Regions from separate parts of the Homo sapiens genome. Here region 2 is linked to region 1. The links are chromatin contacts, found by Hi-C or POLR2A ChIA-PET in ENCODE. All regions are on one chromosome and are shown on one strand. Each heading gives the region's core, a stretch centred on a gene start or an enhancer-like site at or near the end of the contact. The rest is flanking DNA. Distances are from core to core; before and after follow the strand shown.

What was found. Hi-C counts contacts between places; a loop is a spot of excess contacts on that map. ChIA-PET counts read pairs that join two places held with the same protein, here RNA polymerase II (POLR2A). Pooled maps may share reads with other maps.
Region 2: a pooled map shows a loop between it and region 1 (2.2-fold over the local background). The contact joins two enhancer-like sites. A Hi-C loop is called at or near these places in 2 of 50 pooled maps. POLR2A ChIA-PET finds 5 or more read pairs at or near these places in 3 of 52 experiments (CD8-positive, alpha-beta memory T cell, Panc1 and activated CD4-positive, alpha-beta T cell).

The regions. Positions count from the first base shown.
Region 1 is chr6:89,239,758-89,245,616 of GRCh38, forward strand. No RefSeq gene overlaps it. Among named protein-coding and RNA genes, the nearest start is that of GABRR1, 25 kb to the left of the region's middle. Within about 2 kb of position 3,519, at least 2 of the 41 ENCODE cell types and tissues checked have a DNase peak (open chromatin) inside an H3K27ac peak, as active enhancers do.
Region 2 is chr6:89,317,506-89,323,610 of GRCh38, forward strand. No RefSeq gene overlaps it. Among named protein-coding and RNA genes, the nearest start is that of GABRR2, 5.3 kb to the left of the region's middle. Within about 2 kb of position 4,291, at least 4 of the 41 ENCODE cell types and tissues checked have a DNase peak (open chromatin) inside an H3K27ac peak, as active enhancers do.

The DNA of each region.
Region 1 (5,859 bases), core at 2,269-4,768:
AGGACCTCCTCCAGATTTCCAAGTTCCTTCCTTGTTCTTCTCTCAGCCCTACAGGTGTTCTCTGCAGTTGTTCCCTCTTCTACACCTTTTAAAAGTTATCTACCTTGTGCATAGTTAACAACTCCTTCTATCAAATGTTCTCTATTGAAGTCACTCCACTGGTTTCTGCCTCTCCACTAGATCTTGACTAGGCTCCCTATTTTATTCTCCCCAAAATACACTCTTTATTTTATTCTCCAGAGAGTAGCCAGAGTGACTTATTTTTTCATTTGGGTCCCACTGATTAAGAGAATGAAAAATAGGCTCTAAGATGCATGAATCTCCATTCCCTGCTGATACATTTCTGTGGTTTCCCAATGCACTTGGAATAAAAGCTAAACTCTATCTTAGCCTCAAGACCTCTATCCAACTTCCCAAATTTATCTGACTTTCTTGTCCTATCTCACAGTACTCCGACACTGTGCTAGATGTGATGGTTTCCTGCTGGGATGGTTGGTTTAATGTGTCAACTTGGCTAGGTCATAGTACCCAGTTATTTAATCAAACACTAACATGGATCTAGCTGTGAAAGTATTGTGTAGATGTGGTTAGCATCTACAATCAGTTGACTTTAGGTAGAAGGAGATTACCCTCAATTATGTGTGTGGGCCTTAGCCAATCAGTTCGAAAGCCTTAAACGCAACAAAACTGAGGTTTCCTGGGCGAGGAAATTCTGCCTTAAGACTACAGCAATAGCCGGGAACAGTGGCTCACGCCTGTAATCCCAGCACTTTGGGATGCCGAGGCGGGTGGATCACGAGGTCAGGAGATCGAGACCGTCCTGGCTAACACCATGAAACCCTGTCTGTACTAAAAATACAAAAAATTAGCCAGGCATGGTGGTGGGCGCCTGTAGTCCCAGCTACCCGGGAGGCTGAGGCAGGAGAATGGCGTGAACCTGGGAGGCAGAGCTTGCAGTGAGCTGAGATAGTGCCGCTGCACTCCAACCTGGGTGACAGAGTGAGACTCTGTCTCAAAAAAAAAAAAGAAAGTATTACAGCAATAGCCCAAGAGTTGTAGCCTACTGGCCTGGCCTGCAAATTTCACACTTGCCAGCTCCTAAAATCACATAAGCAATTCCTTGAAATAAATAAGCAAATAAAGTAGGATATATAGCATATATAATGTATATGATTTTATATACATATACATACAACCTACATATGATGCTATACCTGGGCACCTCAGACTAGCCCTGGGGGCCTGCCTGGAGCTCTGCTCCCCACTTTGCTGGCTTGGCTTTGCTCATTCTTTAAATCTCAACCAAAGCTCTCCCTGACTGTTCTACCTAAGTAGATTTTACATCTGTTATTTGCTGTCACTTCAATTTGTTCTTTTCCTTTGAAGCATGTCTAACTACTTTTTTATTGTTGGTCTCCCCAAGGCTTTAATAATCAATGAGACATATTTATTTTGCTCACCACTTAGAACCTTGCCTGGCTTACAGTAGGTGTTCAATAAATATTTAACGAATGAATAAATTAACCTATCAAATGCCTAAAGCTTTTATTTCCTAAAAAGGAAATGCATAAATACATTTAAATTTTTTCTGAGTTTAATTCTGAAGTATTTTCAAAATATAGGAAACAATTTCAGATGTCCATATATTCCTACATTTTAGGAAAAACGTCAACAAGGGTTGAAATAAAAAGTATTTCTGATTAGCATTGATTTCATTTTTAAAAACCCAATACCATAATTGCCCCAATTTTTCTCACCTTGAAAAGTCTATCTAAACCCAAACCATTATGTGAAGCTCATCTCCTCCATAAAATAACCTCTCCTGACCACAGTAGCTCACTGGGAGCTCTCTTTGTCCATGTACCAGTGGTATTTATTTTGTACCACATGACTTTAGGGTTTAATTATTTGCTGCCTAAAATATTTGGCTACTGTTTCACATATTCCTTGTTAGTCCTCTTTCTCAAAGGACAATCTAAATGGCATCACTGTATTTTATTCATCTTTTTATTACAGTCAGCACCCAGAATAACACTTTGTACACTATTGGATGAAAAATTACATTTCTTTTTGAGTTCTTATTTCTCACCATTTTTTGTTTTTGAAACGGAGTTTCGCTATTGTTACCCAGGCTGGAATGCAATGGGCATGATCTCGGCTCACTGCAACCTCCACCTCCCGGGTTCAAGCGATTCTCCTGCCTCAGCCTCCCAAGTAGCTGGGATTACAAGCGCCCACCACCACACTTGGCTAATTTTTTTGTATTTTTAGTAGAGATAGGGTTTCACCACATTGGCCAGGCTGGTCTTGAACTCCTGACCTCAGGTGATCCACCTCCCTTGGCCTCCCAAAGTGTTGGGATTACAGGCGTGAGCCACTGCACCCGGCCTATTTCTCATTGTTGATCAAATAATAAACATCTCCTGCTTAAAGGCCTGGCTCACAAAAACCCACAAATAATAAATGTCTTACAACTACTCAGACCAATTATCTGGTGACTCTCTGAGCAATCCATTAAATACTTGACCAAAATCCTTCTTAGGAAGTTGGGCACTTTAGTCTCCTTCCAATGAGGCAACCCCTACTTCTTACTTTTGCTAGCTCTTTCCACCAGGAGCCATAAGTGATTTTTAAAATGTAATCTCCAGTTTAAATTAGAGGTTATAAATATGAACTATCAATGAAGAGTCAGTAAGAATATATAACGTGCCTTGACTGCTGTTTCCAAATGCCCTAGTGGCTTTTGTGATCAAGAGACACAAACTCATTTTGGAAGCATAGCTGAATTTGTAATGGCCTTCAGCCATGTACTTTCTCCACCAAGGGGCATTAAAATCATGACTACCATGATTTGATGGAAAAGGGAAGGAAGGAAGGAGGGAAGGAAGGAAGGAAGGAAGGAAGGAAGGCAGGCAGGCAGGCAGGCAGGCAGGCATGCTCTTCATATTGTAAACCTTTAAATTAAAATGCATATCCTGTGGGAAAGTGCAGTCCTGTCTCCCTCTGCTGGAATCATAGTAAAAATTGTTTAAGGCAACCTTTTCTTCATTTCCAAGCCTGCCTTTGATTGAAATCCATAGGCTTCTAGGCTCAAATACAGACTCACAAGAAGTCCCCAGGCTTCTTTTTGATCAAATTCGATATGCTTGTCAGGTTTCAGGGACGTCACTAGGGGCAGATGTGGTGGTGAAAAAAGGAAATGTTGTGAGATCAATTAGGCTTAAAGCCACGGTGGCAGTAAGAAGCCCTTCATGGGGGCTGCTAGGATGGAAGAGGTGTGTGGAAATGGGGTCCCCTCAGCATGTTGTCTGAGGACTGAATACAAAATGCAAGGACTTCTTTTGTTGTGCCCCCCAGCAAATCCAACTGCCTTGGAATAATAATAGTTTGCAATTGAATGGTGCTTTGGCATTTACAAAACATTTTCACATCAGTGATTTCATTTGGCCCCAAGAACAAGCCCTTGAAGTAGGCATAGCAGGTTACTACCTCCACTTCCTTGAGGAAGCACCTGAGGCCCAGAAACATAAAGTCATTTGCCCCAGGACACATGATTAATAGATAGGAAAACCTGTGCTTTTGATCCCGGGCTTGGGCTTTTTTGTGAGCTCTGTCCTCTCCTGCCCCTTCCTGAAATGGCTGATCTGTAAAATGATTTTATTTGTGACACATTCTCCTTATTTACCATGTTGCCCAACAGGACATTGTGATGACAACTCAGATCTTTTAGTTAATTAATTCCAGATTCTTCCCTGCTAATTAGAGGAGCTGATTCATTGGAATGAAATAGAGGCTTGGGGGGATGACAAGAATAAATTCTTTGAATGAGAAGCCACATTAGAAACTGTCAACTCTTGAAGAAAAGAAAGAGTGTGATTTAATTTTGTGATAAAATACACAACACACTTAAATTGAACTCATGAGTAAAGATACAATAGGAAGAACAACATAACACAAGTTGTGTGATTTAATGTATTACTATTTAACTTTTTTCAGCATGTGATTGTCTTGACTCACAGAGTAACTTTGATTGCATATAATTTCTTAAAATAAGTTAATATAAATTTCACTGTCTTTTAATCTATTGAAAAATGAAAACAAAATAAGCTTCAGAGTGTTTTCATTCATCTTCATTTTTTTTTTTTTTTCAGATTATTTGGTTCTTTGCTTTAAGGGAAAGAGAAAACACGGGCTCTTTATGAACCAGTGGAACTAATTTTTGTGGACTTCTGCCTTGTGAGGCTTAGGGCTGGGCTTTCCCTAGGTTATGCTTTCCCTAGGGGCTTCTGAAGTCACCATGAATCTTGCTCCATAACCTGGGCCCAGGAGAACATCCAGGGCAGCTTGGATGTGACTATAAATCACAGGTTTGTGGGGATTGCAGCTGATCGTTGATGGCATGAACTTACCTTAGGCATCTTTAAGAATCATGACTATTTTAGGTGGGATAGATGTTGGGGCTCCTCTAAGTTAATCTACCTCATTTACCAACAGCGAACTCATTCAGATGGGTTATTCAGTGTTGTTTGCTTTCCCCAAGTGGCTATAAAGTTGTAGGAGCTTCTTGTTTTTTATTAGTACCATTTAGGTACAACTGGTAATTTCCTGTCCCTTTCAGTCAATGCTGGAGATGGAGCCAGCCGATCTCTAGTGATGTGGTCTTTGGGGCTGTGACCTCTGCTTCTAACTGTTCTGTAGAAAATGCTAAAGTTGGCAATGCAGGTGGTTTTCTCAGTTGGTTCTTCTTGAGTTGAATATTCAGTAGTTTCTGGAGTTGCTGAGTGAAATTTCACCTAATTTAGAATTTCCATAGCTCATGCTCTGAAACCTCAGTAATCGGGACATGCAACTTTTAGAAAACCAGAATTATTTTGCTTAAAAAATGTTTTGCTTTCTGGTCAATTTACAGGTGTTAACTAGTGGTCCCTAGTTGTTTTAAAATAGAAAAGAAGGAAATAGTGCTCTCTCCATCCCCACGTGTCCCTACCCAGTCATGCAAGGTACCTCTCCAGTCTGGTTACCATAGCCTCTCAGGCAAAAGGAGGCAAAGCCTGAGGCACCAGAGAAGTCTGTAAGGAGCAAGGCCAAACTGTCCAGGCAGTGAGGACAGAGATTGACCTTGGATATGGGAATGCTTCCTTCTTAGCAATCAAAGCCAAAGGGTATTTCCCACCTCAGTTGAACACCATGTTGCACGTCCTGGGAAAGACAGCCTCATACAGGAGCTCATGAGATCTGCTCTATCAGGTTGGCGGTTCTAGTTGTCCCATAAATACAAAGATTGGTATAGTGTGCACGAAGCATATGGCTTACCCAGCCATCTCATTACAAACCTCTAGAAGACCAAAATGGAAAATCATTAACATTTTATGCAAAGTTTCAGCATCTTCTGTTATTTCTAATGGGTAACACTCCAAAGAATTTGAAGATAGCACAATCCTCCCACAAGTAAGCAAAGGCTGTGGATGGAGAGAGTTACTATAATGTAGGGATGCTACTCAGAGGTACGACAACATCTTCTTAGAAAGACAGACAGCACAATAGTAGCAGCTCAGACTTCAGCCAGTTCTGTCTGTGTTCAAATCCCAGCTTGGCCATTTATACCTGCGTGGACTCTGGAAGGGAAACCTGTCCACGCCTCAAGTTCCTCATTGTGAAACTGGATGATAGCAATAATACTTACTTCTTAAGGAGGTAAACAAGTTAATAAATGTAAAATGCTTAGAATCATGCATTACATGGGTAAAATGTTTGCAGTGGGCTAAATGTTTGTGTCTGCCCCCAACCAAATTCTAGGCTGAAACCCAAATTCTCAATGTAATGGTATTTGGAGGCAGGACCCTTTGGGAGGTGATTAAG
Region 2 (6,105 bases), core at 3,041-5,540, 79 kb after region 1:
TCCTATGGCACCTCAAGGAACGAGAAAAGCAGAAGAAACCAAACCCTGAGTTAGCAGAATAAAAGGAATAACAAAGATCAGAGCAGAACTAAATGAAATAGAGACCAATAAAACGATACAAAGGATCAATAAAAAAAAAAGTTGTTTTTTTGAAAAGATAAAGAAAATTGACAAACCACTAGCTAGACTAACCAAGAAAAGAAGAGAGAAGCTCCAAATAAACACAATCAGAAATGAAAAGGGAGACATTACAAATGATACCACAGAAATACAAAAGATCATCAGAGTCTGTTATGAACAGCTTTATGCTCACAAACTAGAAAACCTAGAGGAAATGAATACATTTCTGGAAACACATAATCTCCTGAGATTGAACCAGGAAGAAATAGACCTCCTGAACAGACCAATAACAAGTAGCAAGATTGAATCAGTAATAAAAAAAATCTCCCAAAAACTAAAATAGTCCAGGACCAGATGGATTTACAGACAAATTCTACCAAACATACAAAGAACTAAAACCAATCCTCCTGAAACTATTCCAAAAAATCAAGGAGGAGGGAATTCTCCCTAACTCATTCTATGGGACCAGTATCACCCTGATACCAAAACCAGACAAGGACACAACAACAACAAAAAAAACTACAGACCAATATTCCCAATGAATATAGATGCAAAAAATCCTCAACAAAATACCACAAATTGAAAACAACAGCACATCAAAAAGTTTATACACCATGATGAGGTACGATTTATCCCAAGGATACAAGGATGGTTCAACATACACAAGTCAATAAACATGATACATCACATAAACAGAATTAAGGAAAACTATGTGGTCATCTCAATAGATGCAGAGAAAGTGTTCGATAAAATTCAGCTTCCCTTCATCATAAAAATTCTCAACAAACTAGGCATAGAAGGAAGATATCTCAACATAATAAAGCTCATATATGACAAACCCACAGCCAACATCATACTTAATGGGGGAAAGTTGAAAACATTCTAAGAAGTGGAAGAAGACAAGGATGCCCACTTTCACCACTCTTATTTAATATAGTACTGGAAGTCCTCACCAGACCAATCAGGCAAGAGAAAGAAATAAAAAACTTCTAAATTGGAAAAGAGAAAGTCAAATTATCCGTGTTTGCTGATGATATGATCTTGTTTCTAGAAAACCCTAAAAACTCCACAAAATCCAACCATGGAGGATGATGAAAAATTAAAAAAGACTCCATAAAAGCCCTCTTAGATTTGATAAATGAATTTTGTAAAGTTTCACAATACAAAATTAATGTACAGAAATCAGTAGTGTTCCCACACACCAGTAAAGATCTAGCCAAGGACCAAATTAAGAAGGCAATCTCTTTTACAATAGCTACAAAAATAAAATAAAATACCTAGGAATATATTTAACCAAGGAGGTGAAAGATCTCTTTAAGAACTACAAAACACTTATGAAAGAAATCCTAGATGACACAAACAAAAATGAAAAAACATCCCATGCTCAAGGATTGGCAGGATCAATATCATTGAAATGGCCATACTGCCCAAAGCAATCTACAGATTCAATGCATTCCCTATCAAATTATCAAAATCATTTTTCACAGAATTAGAAAAAAAAAATTCTAAAATTCACATAGAATCCAAAAGAGCCTGAATAGCCAAACCAATCCTAAGCAAAAAGAACAAAGCTAGAGGTTTTACCTGACTTCAATTATGCTACAAGGCTGTAGTAACCAAAGCAGCATAATACTGATATAAAAATCAACACATAGATCAATGGAACAGAATATACAATCCAGAAATAAAGCCACATACCTACGGCCTGGGCAAATAATTTATGACCAAGTCCTCAAAAGCCAGTGCAACAAAACCAAAAATAGACAAACGGGGCCTAACTAAACTCAAAAGCTTCCTGCACAGCAAAAGAAACAATCAACAGAGTACACAGACAACCCATAGAGTAAGAAAAAATATTTGCAAACTATGCATCAAAGGGCTAATATCCAGAATCTACAAAGAACTCAACAACAACAACAACAAAAACAAGTAACTCCATTAAAAAGTGGGCAAAGGACAAGAACATTTTTCAAATGAAGACACACAAGCAGCAACAAGCATATAAAATAAAATGCTCAACATCACTAACCATCATAGAAATGCAAATTAAAACCACAATGAGGTACCATTTTGCACTAGTCAGAATGGCTATTATTATAAAGTCTAAAAACAAAAGATGTTCACGAGAATGCAGAGAAAAGGGAATACTTATACACTGTTGGTGGGAATGTGAATTTGTACAACCTCTATGGAAAACAGAATGGATAGTTCTCAAAGAACTAAAAATAGAACAACTATTCAATTCAGCAGTTCCACTACTAGGTATATACCCAAAAGATATCAAAAAATACTGCACTCATATGTAACAGAGCAGGAGCTTCACCATCTTGGACAAACACCACCATTTTAAATTTCCCTTGATTAAAAAACAAAACAAAACTGCCTAAATCCAGCCCCAAAACATCAGCCTAATGGCTAACGTCAGAATAACCAGAAACATTCCAACCCCTAAGATAAACCCGCTCCAACCAGAAACATGCCAACCCGGAGATAGCTTCCTCTCTAACCAGAGACATTTCAACCCCACAGTAACCTTTTCCTCACATAGAAACACTCTGAACCTACAATAAGCTCCCCTCTTCCTAAACCCTTAAATATCCTTAGTCTGTAAGAGAGAACACTCCTGACCAAAAATCGGCCAGAAGCCCCTCTCAGGTTTATTCTCCAAAATAAACCTGTCTTTGACTGTTGAGCCACTTTTCATGTTTCTTTCCTTTTTCTTTAACTCTTACAATACGTTTATCACTGCACTATTTACGATAGCAAAGACATGAGACTGATGTGCTGCCTCCTGCACTAAGGAGGCAACTTCCATACCAAAGATACAGAATCAACCTAAGTGTCCATCAACAAAGGATTGGATAGAAAAAAATAAGGTATCTATTTATGCCATGGGATGCTACTTAGACATGAAAAAGAATGAAATAACATCTTTTGCAGCAACATGGATAGAACTGGAGGCCATGATCCTAAGTGAAATAACTTAGAAACAGAAAGTTAAATACTGCATGTTATATAAGTGGGAGCTAAACAATGGGTATACATGGACATACCGAGTAGAATAATAGATACTGGAGACTTCAAAATGTGGAAGGGTGGAAGCGGGGGTGAGGGTTGAAAAATTACCTATTGAGGCCAGGCATGGTGGCTCACGCCTGTAATCCCAGCACTTGGGGAGGCCGAGGTGGGTGAATCACCTGAGGTCAGGAGTTCGAGACCAGCCTGGCCAACATGGTGAAATGCCATCTCTATAATAAATACAAATATAAATACAAAAAATTAGCTAGGCATGGTAGCATGTGCCTGTAGTCCCAGCTACTTGGGAAGCTGAGGCAGGAGAATCCCTTGAGCCCGGGAGGCGGAGGTTGCAGTGAGCTGATATTGCGCCATTGCACTCCAGCCTGGGCGACTAGAGAAAGACTCTGTCTCAAAAACAAACAAAAAACAGAAAAATTATCTATTGGATACAATGTTCACTATTTGGGTGATGGTTACACTGAAGGCCCAGATGTCACCACTAAGCAATATATATGCATGTAAGAAATCTGCACGTGTACCCTCTAAATATATACAAAGATAAAAGTGTTTTTAAAAAGAGGAGCAGACAGGGATATGGGAGAAAGGTCAGAGAGAGACCTTGCTTTTGAGACTTATTTCTGAGGCCTTTCAATTTTCAAAGCACGCAACATGCTGAATCATTTTCTGCCCCCAACAGAGGCATTAGCGTATGGCATGTCAACTTAAAATCATGAGACCCATACGTTTGGAAAGGAGAAATTTATTTCTTATAGAGAATTGTAACCTGCAGGCTGGGAAACAAAGCCTCAGGCTGAGACAGAAAGCAGGCACTTCTAGGGAGGGAGCATGTTATGGGAGTTTTATACTTGAGGATTGGCTAGGCATGCATATTTGTCAGGATATGAGGGCTATGAATATTTATGAGAGGAGATCACAGGTGATAAGCAAACATGTATGTCACATACGTCCCATTTTCATGTTAGGGTGGAGACAATGTTAAAATGCAGCAAAATTAGTCTCTATACCTCAAAAGGTGAAACGGAAGACACAGAAGTACCTTGTGTGCAGCCTTCATGGACAGAACTGCAGAACCACTCTGCGGTCAGTGGTCACTTATCAGGAAGGAATGCCTTGTCAGTTGTCGTGTGGAAACTGCAGGAGGGGAGGGAAGTTCCCCTGCAGCATTAAGCAATTGGCTAAAGTCAGCAAAGGAGTGTCTTGTGTTCTTTGTCTTTCTAAGTTTGGTTTCTGTTTAACTCTTAGGAAAGTCTGGCGAGTGTTAGTGAGGAAGGGGGTTCAGTGAGGCATGACTGACCTTCCCATGGCTGGGAGACATAGTTTTTAAAGTTTTTCTGGGGTCACCTTGGCCAAGAGGGGTTCATTCAGTCAGGCACTTAGGATTTTTCTTTTATTTTTATTTCAATAGCTTTGGGGGTACAAGTGGTTTTTTGTTACATGGATGAATTCTATAGTGGTAGATTCTGAGATTTTGGTGCACCTGTCACCCGAGTAGTTTTTTATCCCTAGCCCCCTTCCCAACCTTCCCTTTCAAGGTCTCTTCTAAGTCCATTATATCACCCTGTATGCCTTTAGGTACTCACAGTTTAGCTCCCACTTATAAATGAGAACATACAGTTTTATACACCAACAACAAGCAAGCTGAAAATCAAATCAAGAACTCAATCCCTTTTACAACAGCTGCAAAAATGAAAATAAAATAAAATAAAATAAAATAAAATACCTAGGAATATACTTAACCAAGGTGGTGAAAGATCTCCACAAGGAGAACTACAAAACACTGCTGAAAGAAATCATAGATGACACAAATGGAACACAAAACCCATGCTCATGGATTGGAAGAATCAATATTGTGAAAATGACCAGACTGCCCAAAGCAATCTACAGATTCAATACAATTCTCATCAAAATACCAACATCATTTTTTGCAGAATTAGAAAAAGCTATCCTCAAATTCATATGGAATCAAAAAAGAGCCCAAATAGCCAAAGCAATCCTAAGCAAAAGAAACAAATCTGGAGGCATCACATTGCCGGACTTCAAGTTATACTACAAGGCTATAGTTACCAAAAAGCATGGTACTGGCATAAAATTAGGCATGTAGACTAACAAAACAAAATAGAGAACATAGAAATAAAGTCACATACATACAGCCAACTGGTCTTTGACAAAGCAAACAAAAACATAAATTGGGGAATGGACACCCTATTTAATAGATGGTGCTGGGAAAACTGGCAAGTGACATGTAGAAGAATGAAACTGGATCCTCATCTCTCACCTTATACAAAAATCAACTCAAGATGGATCAAAGACTTAAATCTAAGACCTGTAACCATAAAAATTCTAGAAGATAACATGAGAAAAACTCTTACAGACATTGGCCTAGACAAAGAATTCATGACTAAGACCTGAAAATGATTTTATTTTTATTTTGCAGGTGGTAGTTTAGCTATAGGAAAGGATGAAATCTTCAGGGACATATTAAGAGGTCAAAGTTCAAGCACAGAATCTTGGAGAATCTTCACTCTTAAAGGATGGATGGAGCAGCCAGAACAAAAGCATAGAAATGTCAACCTAAAATAATGAAAAGTCTCAGGATCCAGTTAGAGTTCATTCAAGTGCAAAGTATGAGGGTGGCCATCAGGGAAGCAGAGCTACACCCAAGAATGGTGATCAGTTGCACCAAGTGTGGGAAAAAATGAGGATTGTTTATACAAATCAAAACAAAACAAAACAAAATGGTGGTGTTGAACAGAATTACGTTTCCTCTACAAAGGCTCATGTGTAAGATTTGATTGGCTGCTATTGATTACACTCTAAGAGGGTTGCTTAACATTCTGTTGCATAGAGGTAACAATCACAAGAGTCTCCATTTCCAATGTCATTTAGCCTAGGTTTGAATGAAGAATGAGGTGTCTGGTTAGCGTATAACATTTCAACACAAAGGTC